2 separate regions of the Mus musculus genome follow, and region 2 is linked to region 1. A link is a loop called in an ENCODE intact Hi-C map of the cell type or tissue named here. Cell type or tissue: left cerebral cortex. All regions are shown on one strand. Each heading gives the region's core, and the rest is flanking DNA. Links, peaks and the distances in the headings are about the cores only.

Region 1 (7,691 bases), core at 2,164-6,163:
ACCTCCGGTCAAGAAAAGGAAGTGAACATATGCTTTGGGAGTTTCATTTCTGGTAGAAAACACGGAGGAAAATTCATGTATAAAGTAGAAGCCACAGATAGGGGTATTTCCTTCCATATTGAAAGTTAGAAACAAGTATTGTTTATTTATAGCATGGACTAATATAATAGATCTCAAAAACATAATATGGGAGAAAAGTTTTAACAAGGTGTTGGTATCCTGTGATAACACAGAAAAGCACACTTTATATTGCTCATGGATTTATGCATGTAGTTTTCAAAATTATTAGAAGGATACATGTCAAATTCATATTATTTGTAAACTGGAAGGGTGCTTGTGAGAGGATTTTTAAAAATGTGGTGGACTTTACTCTCATAGTCCAGGATATTGTTAAATTTTTGTTTATTTTTGTTTTGAGACAGAATATCCTATGTAGTCCTATGTAGACTGGCCTGAAACACACTTCTACCATGTAGACCAGTCTAGCCTGGAGCATAGTCTGTCACCGTGTAGACCAGGCTAGCTTCAAATCTGCTAAAAACTTCTGCCATTTGCCTCCTGATGGCTGGGACCATAGATATGCACCATTACGTCACACAGACACACACAGACAGACACACACAGATATACACACAGACCCCCCACCCCACCCCCTCCCCCACACACACACAGTTTTTCCATGATAGGGTTTCTCTGTTTAGCCCTGGCTGTCCTGGAACTCATCTGTACACCAGGCTGGCCTTCAACTTAGCGATCCACCTGCCTCTGCCTCCCAAGTGCTGGTACTAAAGGAGTGTGCTTACCATCTCTTAGCCCATATTTTAAGACACAGTTTTAAAGTGTACATTACATTTATCACCTGTGTATCTTACTTAATTAATTAATTACTTAATTATCGTGTGAGTATGTGTGACAGAGAACAGCTTGTGGATGATTCTTTTTCTATCATGTGGGTCCCAGGGATTTTTACATGCTTTTACACGCTTAGCCATTTCGAAGGCCTTACTTGTGTAACTTTTAATAAAAATTATGTACACAAGAAAATAATTGGAAGCAAAATGCCATATTGGCCAGGTGCAAGGCTGTAATTCTGGTACTTAGGAAGTGCAGGCAGGAGGATCAGAAATTCAAACTCATCAATGCACGTAGTTCAAAGCCAGCCTGGGCATTGTGAACCTTAGTTTAAACAACAAATGAATATGTATGCATGTTCAAATGTAAATGCAGAAATGAGTTTAATTCTAGGTGGTGGAAATATGGGGTGTGTGTGACTATTTTTTTTTTCATCTTTTTCAGTGTTTTAAAATATCTAGGGCTGGTGAGATAGCTCGGTCAGAAGGTAGGTAAACACACTTGCCTCGAAGCCTGACAACCTAAGACGCCCCCACAGGGTGGAACAAAAGAACTTATTCATCAGGCAAGTTGTCCTCTGACCTCCACGGCCCGCCCCCGCCCGTTCCCCACTCCCAAACAAATAAATAAAGTAAACGTAAAAGTCTGTATGGGCATATTAACATGCAAAGATACTTAAAAATAAAGTCTGGTTAAAAACAAAAGCAAAACAGAAAATAAATCAAAAGTATAGTGAAAAACCAGCCAGCTGTATATCTCTATGTGTTACTGTGTTAATATTTATATACCAACCCATTCACAATATGAACAAAACTATTTTCTATGGAGATAAACATTGACAGCAAAAGAGCAGAAAGGATGTACAATCAGCCAATAATGCTGGGTACTAGGAAACTAGAGCAAGTCAAAGCTCGAAGAATCTTATTTTGAATATTACAAAGAATATATTTTATCTGCAAAGTTTTAAAATTGTTTGTGTACTAAAAATTTAAACACGTAAATTTTCAGATAGAACTCTGCAGACCTGGGGTTACAGTTCAGCTCTGAGAGCTTGGTGAAAGTTACTGACAGAACCAGACATCGAATTCGGGTTTTTGAGTGTCTGAGTGGCTTAACCTGACACCTTAACCAACTGACTCAGAACGCAAAATAAACTATCCTTTGCTTTAAAACTTATTTGGAACAAGCTTGCATCTAAATACTTTTATTTCAATAAGTGGCATGATGATAATATTGTTTATGGCAATTTCTATCGGCAGGAAATAAAATAAATAAATATAACTCCAAGAATCGAAAGAAAATATACGTGTCAATCCAATAAGTAGCTTCTTAGAAAACGACGTCAACAGCTGGGTAGTGTGGCCGAGCGGTCTAAGGCGCTGGATTAAGGCTCCAGTCTCTTCGGGGGCGTGGGTTCGAATCCCACCGCTGCCAAGGCAGGCTTTTTCTTTTGTCTCAGCGTCTTTCGCTCTAGGTTCCTTCTGCGAGCGCAGCGGCGACCCCTGCTGTCGATGTGCGCTCTCTGCACCACGAGCAGCTCGCCGAAGGGGCGGTCCCGCGCGCGCCGGGGCGGGGCATTGTGGGTAAGAGGAAGCGCGAGGGCCGGCCCCGCTCCCCCCACGTGTCCGGCGGAGTTTCTCCAGCAGGAACATGGCCGCTGCCTGATAGAAGACCCGGCCGCCGCCGTCTCTGCAGCCCGCGGGTCCCTGGGCCGTTCCGCCGCCCGCGCGCGGCCCCGGCGGAGAGGTGAGCCCCGACTCGGCAGCCTCGGGATCCGGGTCGCAGCCGTCGCACTCGCTCGGTGCTCCGGGCCGCGCTGCTGACTAGGCCAGACAGGCCCCCGCCGCTGCGTGCCGAGGGGCCGCGGCCTCCCGGGACCAGGGCAGGGCGCAAGGTGGCCGCCCGGCTTTCCAGGCCGCCCCGGGCCTGGGTCGCTCCGTTCGGCTGGACGGTGGGGAGACGACGGCGGTGCGGCCCGCGCTGACTCAGGCTTCGGCCGCGCTGCCCCGCCCGGGCCTGGCTCCCGAACCGCACCTGCGAGGGCACTGGTGCCCGGTGGCGTGGCGGCTTTCGGAAGAGTGGGAAGGGCGCCTGAGCACCGGCGACATGGAGAAAGCCACTGGACTCGGGGCCGCCTGCATGGGCAGGGGTCGTTGAACCTGGTCAACTCTGCTTAGCCCGAGCGGGCCCGGGACGCCTCATTCATTGATCTGTGTTTAAGCAGAGTGGCGACTGCTTCGTGGACCCGGGGACCTTCCAGTAACGGGGGATGGTGCACATACCGGGTCATCCTGGAATATTGTTTTAGAGTTCCTGGGTTTGGGAGCGAAAAGATAAGATCATACCTTTATCTGTGAAATGGGGATATGATTCCCGTGCTACGGTGTTTTAATGAGTGTAAGATGGGTGACACTCCTGCTTCTTTCATTTGTGGCTGTCTTGTTCGGTCTTATATTGGAAGAAAACATGTTGCCACGTAGCAACAGTCCTTCTAGGTTCGCCTTATCCCTTTGAAGCCGGTGTGTGGTTTAAAATAGGAAAGGACCCAGGGTTATGCAATTCACGTCGCTAATCAGCTGCTATATTGAAGAGGTAGGATTTGAACCTGTAAGGTTTTGCACGGCAGTCCAACCTCTTAACCACTACACCATACTGCCTTTTACCAAAGAGATGTGCAGCATGTTAGTTAAGAATAAAACCAAGGCTCTTGGCATCAGCTAGATTTGGATTTCTTTACCTGTTTTCTTGGGGGGCTGTGACCTTGGGTAAACCAATTCGAAGTTGGGCACTATAAATTTTGATTTGCACAGCTAATGAGAAGAGTATTATTTGGTACTATATTGATGCCTGGCATCATTAATATTTGGGAGAAAGAACTGTGATTTTTTTTTTTTAATTTTAAAAGTAATGATCCCATAACCACGACCAAGTATAATTATTATCTCCACTTAATGGTCCAGGAATGTGAAGCATAGAGAAGCCTTCGTAGAGTTTAAAGTCTAGTACAGAGGACAGCTAACACCTGACCAGCAAGCAGATCAGGAAGTTCCAGCTTAGGACCATTCAGGAAATAAGGAATTATGCTTGTAATGGAAGGGGCTGGAAGCGGCTGTTTCAGTTGAGTTGTCAGGGAACACGTCTAATCCTGGAAGGACTGGCAGTGGTTACATATAAGGAAAATGAGCATCCAGAAAATGACTTGGTGAGCCGGGCAGTGGTGGCTCATGCCTTTAATCCCAGCACTTGGGAGGCAGAGGCAGGTGGATTTCTGAGTTCGAGGCCAGCCTGGTCTGCAGAGTGAGTTCCAGGACAACCAGGGCTATACAGAGAAACCCTTGTCTTGAAAAACCAGAAAAAAAAAAAAGAAAATGACCTGGGATTGTTGTGCAGAGTGTCCTCAAGGATGCTTGGGGCTTGGCCTGTTAGAAGTTCAGTAATTGGTCACTAGGCCATGAGGAGATGCTTATGTGGAGACAGGGGTAAGATCGTGTAAGGGCTTAGGGGTCCATGGAAGGATTTGTTTTATGGGACAGTTGGAGGGTTGGGAGCAAGGCAGCAATGCTATAGTAGCATTGCTACTGACAGTCACAAAGAATGGCAGTCTCTTGAGCATTGGAGATAGGAGGGTGGAGCTAGGGAAGCCTTTTTGTTTGTTTTGTGTCTGTAACTTTTTTTTCCAGATGAGGCTTTGCTATGTTATAGCCCAGGATGGCCTCAAACTTGTTATCTTCCTCCCTCAGCCTCCCAAGTGCTGGAATTATAGGCATGGGTCACCACAGCTTGCTTTGGAAGCTTGGATTGTTGACAGGTCAAGTTTCATTAGTGAGTGTTGTAAAATTGGGTTGGGGGGTCTTGCTACCAGCATTTTTATTTTGCAAGGGCAAGGATGGAAAACATCACTGTGTGGCATGTAACAGTCATGCTACACAAAACACTGCTTCAGCTGTGGCATTTCCATGTATCTTCTGCATCATTGATGGGAAAATATTATTGTTGGTCATAGGCTAAACCTTTAAAAGCCACTGAATTGGATACAGTTGTCTGGGAGGCTAAAGGGAGGTGATGACCTTTGCAGGTAACTCAATCGGGTGCCGTGTTGAGAGAGAGAGAGAGAGGAGCCTCTATCATCCAGAGGGATCTCATTCTGCCTGATGGCAGGGCTGGGCAGAATTTCAGCCCTGGAAGAATAGTTGGGAACCATAGCCTCTTTTTGCATGTGTTATGTTTCCTTGGTTCCCCCTGAAATCCTGTCTTAATGGGCCACCAAGTACAGCTGCCTGTAGAGCCAGTACCTGCTTAACACATATCTGTGACACTCAGTAGCCAGTGCAGATGCACAGTGGCAACCATGTAGGACTGTGCCTGCCGTGTCCTGATGTGCTGTGATGGCCCATTTCCCACCGGCTGCCTCTTTCCCTGGTCCAGACCTTCCTGTGCTCAGAATCCCTCTGGAGCTCACAGCAGCCTTTCAGGTCACACTTTCAGGTGCCAGGCAGAGCTGTGCTGTATCTGTTGAGTTCTGGGGACCAGGGATACAGCAAGGCAGAAGTAGTCTTAGTTTGTAGCTTACAGCTTAATGGTAGGAAGGACAGATAGGGTGGAAATTACCCCATGGTGATAATGGACTAAGGAGGTCAGAGAGCAGTTGGGGGCAGTTTTCAGTTTTGAAAAGTAGGGACAGATCACGTTAGGAATGAGATGACATTTGAACAAAACCCTGAAAATGGCACAGGAAGGGACCTGAAGTTAGCGTAGAACAGTTAGTATGGCTCTCAGATGGATTGGAAAGAGATCAGAGGTGGTGGTGGGTGGAGCCTGAGGCAAAGGGTTGGGGTCTGCTGAGGTTCACTGGAAGGGTCAAGATTCTCTCTGAAGGCCGGGCGTGGTGGCGCACGCCTTTAATCCCAGCACTCGGGAGGCAGAGGCAGGCGGATTTCTGAGTTCGAGGCCAGCCTGGTCTACAGAGTGAGTTCCAGGACAGCCAGGACTACACAGAGAAACCCTGTCTCGAAAAACCAAAAAAAAAAAAAAAAAAAAAGATTCTCTCTGAAGAGGATGGGGGACCCTGGGAGGCATCACTCAGTTCTGCTACCCGAGGGTTGGGCAGTGACTATGGGGCAGGAAGGAGCCAGGAAAGCAGCCAGGAGGCTGAGCTGGCTAGATTGAGGTGTGGCCACTGGCCTCCTTTGAAGGCAGACCTGACAGGATGAGCTGGTGTGAAGTGAGAGGAAGGGAGATACCAAGGATGTGGCAGGTGTCTCTGCCTGAGCAGTTCAGGTGTGGGCTGTGTCTACAGCTAGTGAGTTTACATGGAGCCTTAGCTGGTATTGAATCCTGTACTAAAGGAATTGCTTACATACCTTTTAAGTCTTAGTAATTTTTTTGTTTGTTTTAAATGTTTGTTTAAATTTTTTTGCTTTTGAAACAGTTTCACTGTGGGTCCCAGCCTGTAGACCAGGCTGGCTTTAAGCTGCCTCTCAAGAGCTGGGGTTAGAGGTACCACCATGCCCAGCTAAGTTTTTTTTTTTCTTTTTTTTTAAGATTTATTTTATTTATATGAGTACATTGTAGCTGTCTTCAAGACACACCAGAAGAGGGCATCGGATGCCATTACAGATGGTTGTGAACCACCATGTGGTTGCTGGGAATTGAACTCTGGTCCTCTGGAAGAGCAGTCCGTGCTCTTAACCGCTGAGCCATCTCTCCAGCATCTTATAGCCCAGGCTTGCTACCAAATCCCCATGTAGCTAAGGCTGACCTTGAACTAATGATTCTCTTGTCTCTACCTCCCAAGTGCTGAGATCACAATCAGTGGTACACCTGGTACCCTTTTATATCATTCAGATATGAGGTGGATAAAATTGGAGTGGTCTTACCCAGGAGCAGAGAGGCGGGAACAGCTGAAGTCTTTGGATGCTCAGTTCTTTTCTTAGCCAGTAGCATCTCTGCCTTAGGGTGCCGGGGAGCTGGAAGCCCGTGGGCTTCCCTTTCCAGATCCTTGGCTCCAGCTTCCCTTTCTCTGTGTTGTGGGTTTCTTTTCCTTCCATCTTTTAAGCCCACGCACACGGCCCTCCTTAACTGGAACTGGAGGGTCCCACTCTTTACTGAACTTCCCATCTATAACTCTCACCCAAGTCCAAGGCCTGGATTTGAAGTCTTGATGTGGTGTGACATTGAGTGAGCTCCTGTACCCTGTCCCTGAATTCAATCTCTTTTTTTGTAAGATGGAGACAGTCACACCACTCAGCCTTATTGCCTCATAAGCCCAAGAGAAAATATTCAAAGAGGGTCATTTTGACCACAAAGTACAGCAAATTGGCTCACTGGGGTTAGAGCCTGACAGCCAGCTGTCTGAAGAGACGCTGGGAAGTCTGTGGGCCGTGTGAGTGACAGCTGGCTTTCATATTAGCACAGGACCCTCAAGTCTCCAGTGTGATTGCCAGCTTCCTCAGGCCTGGCTGGGAGTTCTTTTTAAGTGGGCAAGAAACCTGTAAAACTGGTCATTAATTTTTTTCCCTAGAGGTACAGTTGGCGTGTATTGGCCTGGGTCTCCCTGCTCGCCCTTTGTGGGCTTGTCCCTCCCTCCTCACTGTTGCCTCCACCACAGACACAGAAAGGAGACCATGTTTTGGTGTTGGGCTTCCCTTCCCTGCACAGCACCTGTGGAGAAAGGTGCATCAGAAAAGCTGACTGAACGGCTTGCTGATTGCCCAGGTCTCTTGCTGTCTTTGCAGATCGAGTTGAGGACTGTGAGGTGGGCTCCCTAGTATGGCCAATGAAGAAGATGACCCAGTCATACAGGAGGTAACTGCTGCTGTCAACCTTCTGTGGGGCCACAG
Region 2 (4,000 bases), core at 1-4,000, 1.1 Mb after region 1:
CAGTGTGGAGAAGTCTCAAAAAGCTAAACCCAAATCAGTCCCACAAGCCATCGTATCACTCCTTGGCATAACGCCCACATGACTTCCTACCCCATTCCGCAGGTACCTGCTCAGCCACATTCACAGCTGCTTTCCTCACAACAGTCAAAAAGTGGAAATCACCTAAATGCTCTTCAGTTTATGAGTGGATAATGAAAATGTGGTACATATACACTCTGGGATACTGTTCAGCTGTAAAGGAAGCTGAAATCGGACGGAACTAGAAAAGGTGACACTGCGTGGGGTGACCCAGACTCAGACAGACATACCTCGCATCCTCTCTCACTCCAGGTTCCTAGTTTGAGATCCTCAGATGTGGCGCACTTCCTGGAGTGACACAGCCACACCCACTGGGAACAGCCAAAGTCAAGAGGGCAGCGGAGCTTCTGGCGCAGCCCTAGCCAAGCTGAGCCGAATGCTGCCATCACTTTTGCTGTCTCTCACGTTTAGGTTCAATCTCTGCGTGTTGCGTTCTTGGGGACTTTCTGCATTGTGACTCATTTTATGTCTTTTCCTGAGAGAATTATGTCTGAGATTTTTAAGGAAAGACTTAAACTGACTTCCCTTCTGCTTTTAGGGAAACAACTTTATCTGGGCCTATTTGGAAGTGATCCCTATGCCCTGGAGATCGTGATGAGCACAGATAAGCACTAGGATGCTAGAAATTTCTTTATGAGGCCTTGAGTCCAGGAATCTTCTTAGGGATCCGCCCCTAAGCAAATGCTAACACTATAACTGGTACAGGATAAACAGAGACGACTGACAAATCCTAACTGCCCAGGAGAATTAGTAACAGATTCTAAGTCTCTTTTTATAATACACTTAGAGCTCTCTGAATGTAGTTTAAAGATAGGGGCCATATGAGATACACCCCCGGAAGAGTAAAACTCAGTAAATGAGATAGACTAAAATAACTTTTCCTACTTTATAGCATAGGTGATGGAAGGGTACAGTAAAGGAGTTAGCTATTATAATTTGCTCTTCAGGCTGGAGAGATGGCTCAGCTATTAGAGCACTGACTGCTCTTCCAGAGGTCCTGAGTTTAATCCCCAACATCCACATGGTGCCTTACAACCATTGTAATGGGACCCGATGGCCTCTTCTGGTGTCTGAAGACAGAATTTGCTATTTATAAAAAGCCTGGTTCTGATGCTTTCCATTTGTCTGGAGTGCCAGCCTAAAATCAGGTTGTCATACAATAAATGTGTTGGCTTTGGCAGAAACGTTCTTTAGATTCTATGGAGTTAGAGGGCTAACAATAAAAATAGAATCTGTCCTACTTGTACTTTTTAATCATGCTAACTTGTAACCCCAGACATTTAATGAGAAATTAAACACATGTCCAGAGACAAAATGTTATCATCTGTCTTTGCTCTGTGAAATCTGTGTAAATAGAGAAGCAGCCTGATTGCTACTCAGTCAGAGCTGCAAGACGCCTCATCTGACATGTCCCTCCCTCGCTGACTCCTCATCTCCTCTCGGGCCACTGTCAGCCACCAGGGATGCCAGTACTGGAGTAACTGCAGAAAGCAGGAAAGTAAGAAGGGCGCACTGGGAGTGGGTGGGGAGAAGCAATAGAGAGGGAGAGAGCAGAGTGCAAGTGATCTGAAGGGGAAATGGGAAAAATGGGGAGTGTGTCTCTAGTTACGGGGGGTGGGGGGGATAAACACAGAAGAAGGAAAGAGAAGGGTAAAAGAGCAGTCAAGATGTCTGAAAAGTCATAATGAATCAAACTATTACCTACGTAAAAATACCCATAATATGATTAAATGAAATCTTCCCATCTGGGCTAACAATGCTCCCTCCCAGAGCCATACACTATTTAACAAAACCTAACACCAGGCAGGAAAAGCCCTCTTTTCAGTTGTTGGTCAGGGTTCTTGTCCAAGAGACAACATTACAGGTTACTGCTATTGCCCTTGGCTGCCCCCAAGTGGTGGAAGGTAAGTCCCTGTTGCTGAAGACGACATGCACTTGAGACACAGGGCCCAGAGAAGCCTGAGCTGGAAAAGGACCTGCAAGCCCCTCTCTGAGCACTACCTTTCATGAAGTTTCCAGGGAAAGAGACAAACAAGCGTCCTACCCAGCTATGACACCTATGAACCACAACAACAACCAGCACCGCTTGATAACCCTGAGTGTGGGCACTAGTAGTGAGAAGACATTGTGGTAACCAACACCTCCCTCATGAGACGTAAGAGGGGAAACCATGCCTGGTACTGGCAACTTAGCCAACTACCCAAGGCTGGTGAAGTCAAGGATCCTGGAGGAGAACCTACAACCACCCCTTTACTAAACCAGAATCATCCCTAATTACATTCTCTACACTTGTCCTCAGACCCACAGATCAGTGTATGTAGAAGGCAAAAAGGCCTTGTGCACACACTGGAGAAGCCAGGAAAGTTAAACACACAGCTGATCTCCCCAAAGGGAGACGATATCTAGCCAGTTCTCCCAGAATGCTGGGGAAATGTAGTTTCCAGCCTGGTAATCCTTCGCTACCTGTTGGGCCAGGCTCTGCCTGTATCCCCAGGATATTGTGTTTGCTTACCAGAGACTTCCCCGGAAAACCTTCAGCTCTACTTCTAGGCCATGAAACTCATCCTGTGAGAGATGCCACTGTACTTTACAATGACTAAGTGACTTCTGTGCTATCCTAGGGCCAGATATCATGTCGACCTCAGGCATTCTCCCTAGACCCCTGCCTTGAGCACTGTTTCTAAGTCAACAAGACCCCATTTGGCAGATGAAGCCACACGGCCTTTGTAAAGAGTGTCAATGTAAACATGTCTTAATCTGCATTGTACTCACAGGGCTGAGTTAATTGTTTTCTGAATCCTTTTTTCCACAATTGTGCTGTGCTTAAATATGGCTAAAGTAAAATGATCTGAGTCAGACTCCAAGAAGTCTTGGTCCAGCACCAGTTACCAAAATCGGGCTCATCTGCATTTCATTCCTACATAATCCACTTTTCCCTGCCTGCTGTAGAGCCTATAGGGTCCCTCCCACAAGGGTAATCCTCATAGCGATACTGACAGGAGCCTATACATGTTCCCATTTTACAGACAGAAACAAAGATGATCAAGAAGAGCTACAGTCTAAACATCTGTCCTAACACCCACCTGTGTAATCCTTACCCCTCATCAAGGAACCTTCTCTTTGCAACAGACAGAGACTGTTGTAGAAAACCACAAGTAACCAAAATACAAAGTCGTGGAGGAGCCCCATCCCAGCTGATACATCTACAACACAGCTCCATCGCCAATGCTCTCTTCCAGCCTCTGACGGACTAGGCAAGCATGCAGTGCACAGATATACATACAGGCAAATCAAAAAACAAACAAACAAAACATGCACATAAAATAATAAATAAATAAATAAATAAATAAATAAATTCTTTAAAACAACTAGAGAAGGAGAGAAAAGAAAAAGAGAAAAGAAGAGAAAAGAAAAAAAGAAAAGAAACCTCCAATGCTTGGAAGACTTCAGAAGGGCCAGCCACAGCTACTAAGGAGTTTCAGAGGGAGAGAGACTGGAGGGGAAGAGGGCTATCGGGTACTCACACCATGCATGGTGCTGTTTGTGGGCAAGGTGGGGGGACAGCTGGAGAACAACTGGTTAAGTGTGTACAGAAGAGAAGTTAGGGGCTTGGAGAGTTGGGGTTGTAGTTTGTTTTGTTTTCTGGGAGTTCTTCAAATCACATCACTCCTCTGCACACTTGCAAGCAGGTTTCAAAGCTATTACTGTTTTCCACTTTTGCAGCCCCTGAGGAGTGAAGTAACTTGCCAAAGTCACACTCAGCCCATCTTCTCTGTCTGTGCCTGTCTCCTGGGCTTCCTTAGGAGGGTGGATATACTCAGGGCTAGCCTCCCCCTAGGACAGCCCAATGCTTCTGTCCGCTGCTACTGACACCAAGCCCCAAGCTCCTCTGTAAATGCCTGGTACACTGTGCCCTGTAAAG

What was found. Hi-C counts contacts between places; a loop is a spot of excess contacts. Peaks named below come from ENCODE experiments on the same cell type or tissue, not always from the same donor. Only the 100,000 strongest peaks of a DNase experiment are listed, where the experiment ranks them.
Region 2: it touches region 1 in a loop (4-fold over the local background); 1 of 42 quality-filtered maps calls a loop at or near these places.

What each region holds. Positions count from the first base shown.
Region 1 is chr7:120,915,313-120,923,003 of GRCm38, forward strand. Polr3e (polymerase (RNA) III (DNA directed) polypeptide E) reads left to right here and starts at 2,466. Exons shown (of 21, transcript NM_025298.4): 1 at 2,466-2,598; 2 at 7,587-7,656. The coding sequence starts at 7,621. It overlaps n-TLaag4 (a tRNA gene), which reads left to right and starts at 2,205; the gene lies at 2,205-2,286. In left cerebral cortex, for the core only: a CTCF peak has its summit at 2,363 (motif pointing left); DNase peaks (open chromatin) are centred at 2,363, 3,090, 3,445 and 4,056; H3K4me3 peaks cover 1,658 bases; H3K27ac peaks cover 865 bases.
Region 2 is chr7:121,973,259-121,977,258 of GRCm38, forward strand. All of the region lies in intron 3 of Cog7 (component of oligomeric golgi complex 7), which reads right to left. Among named protein-coding and RNA genes, the nearest start is that of Cog7, 6.4 kb to the right of the region's middle. In left cerebral cortex, for the core only: a CTCF peak has its summit at 1,971 (motif pointing left); a DNase peak (open chromatin) is centred at 1,978.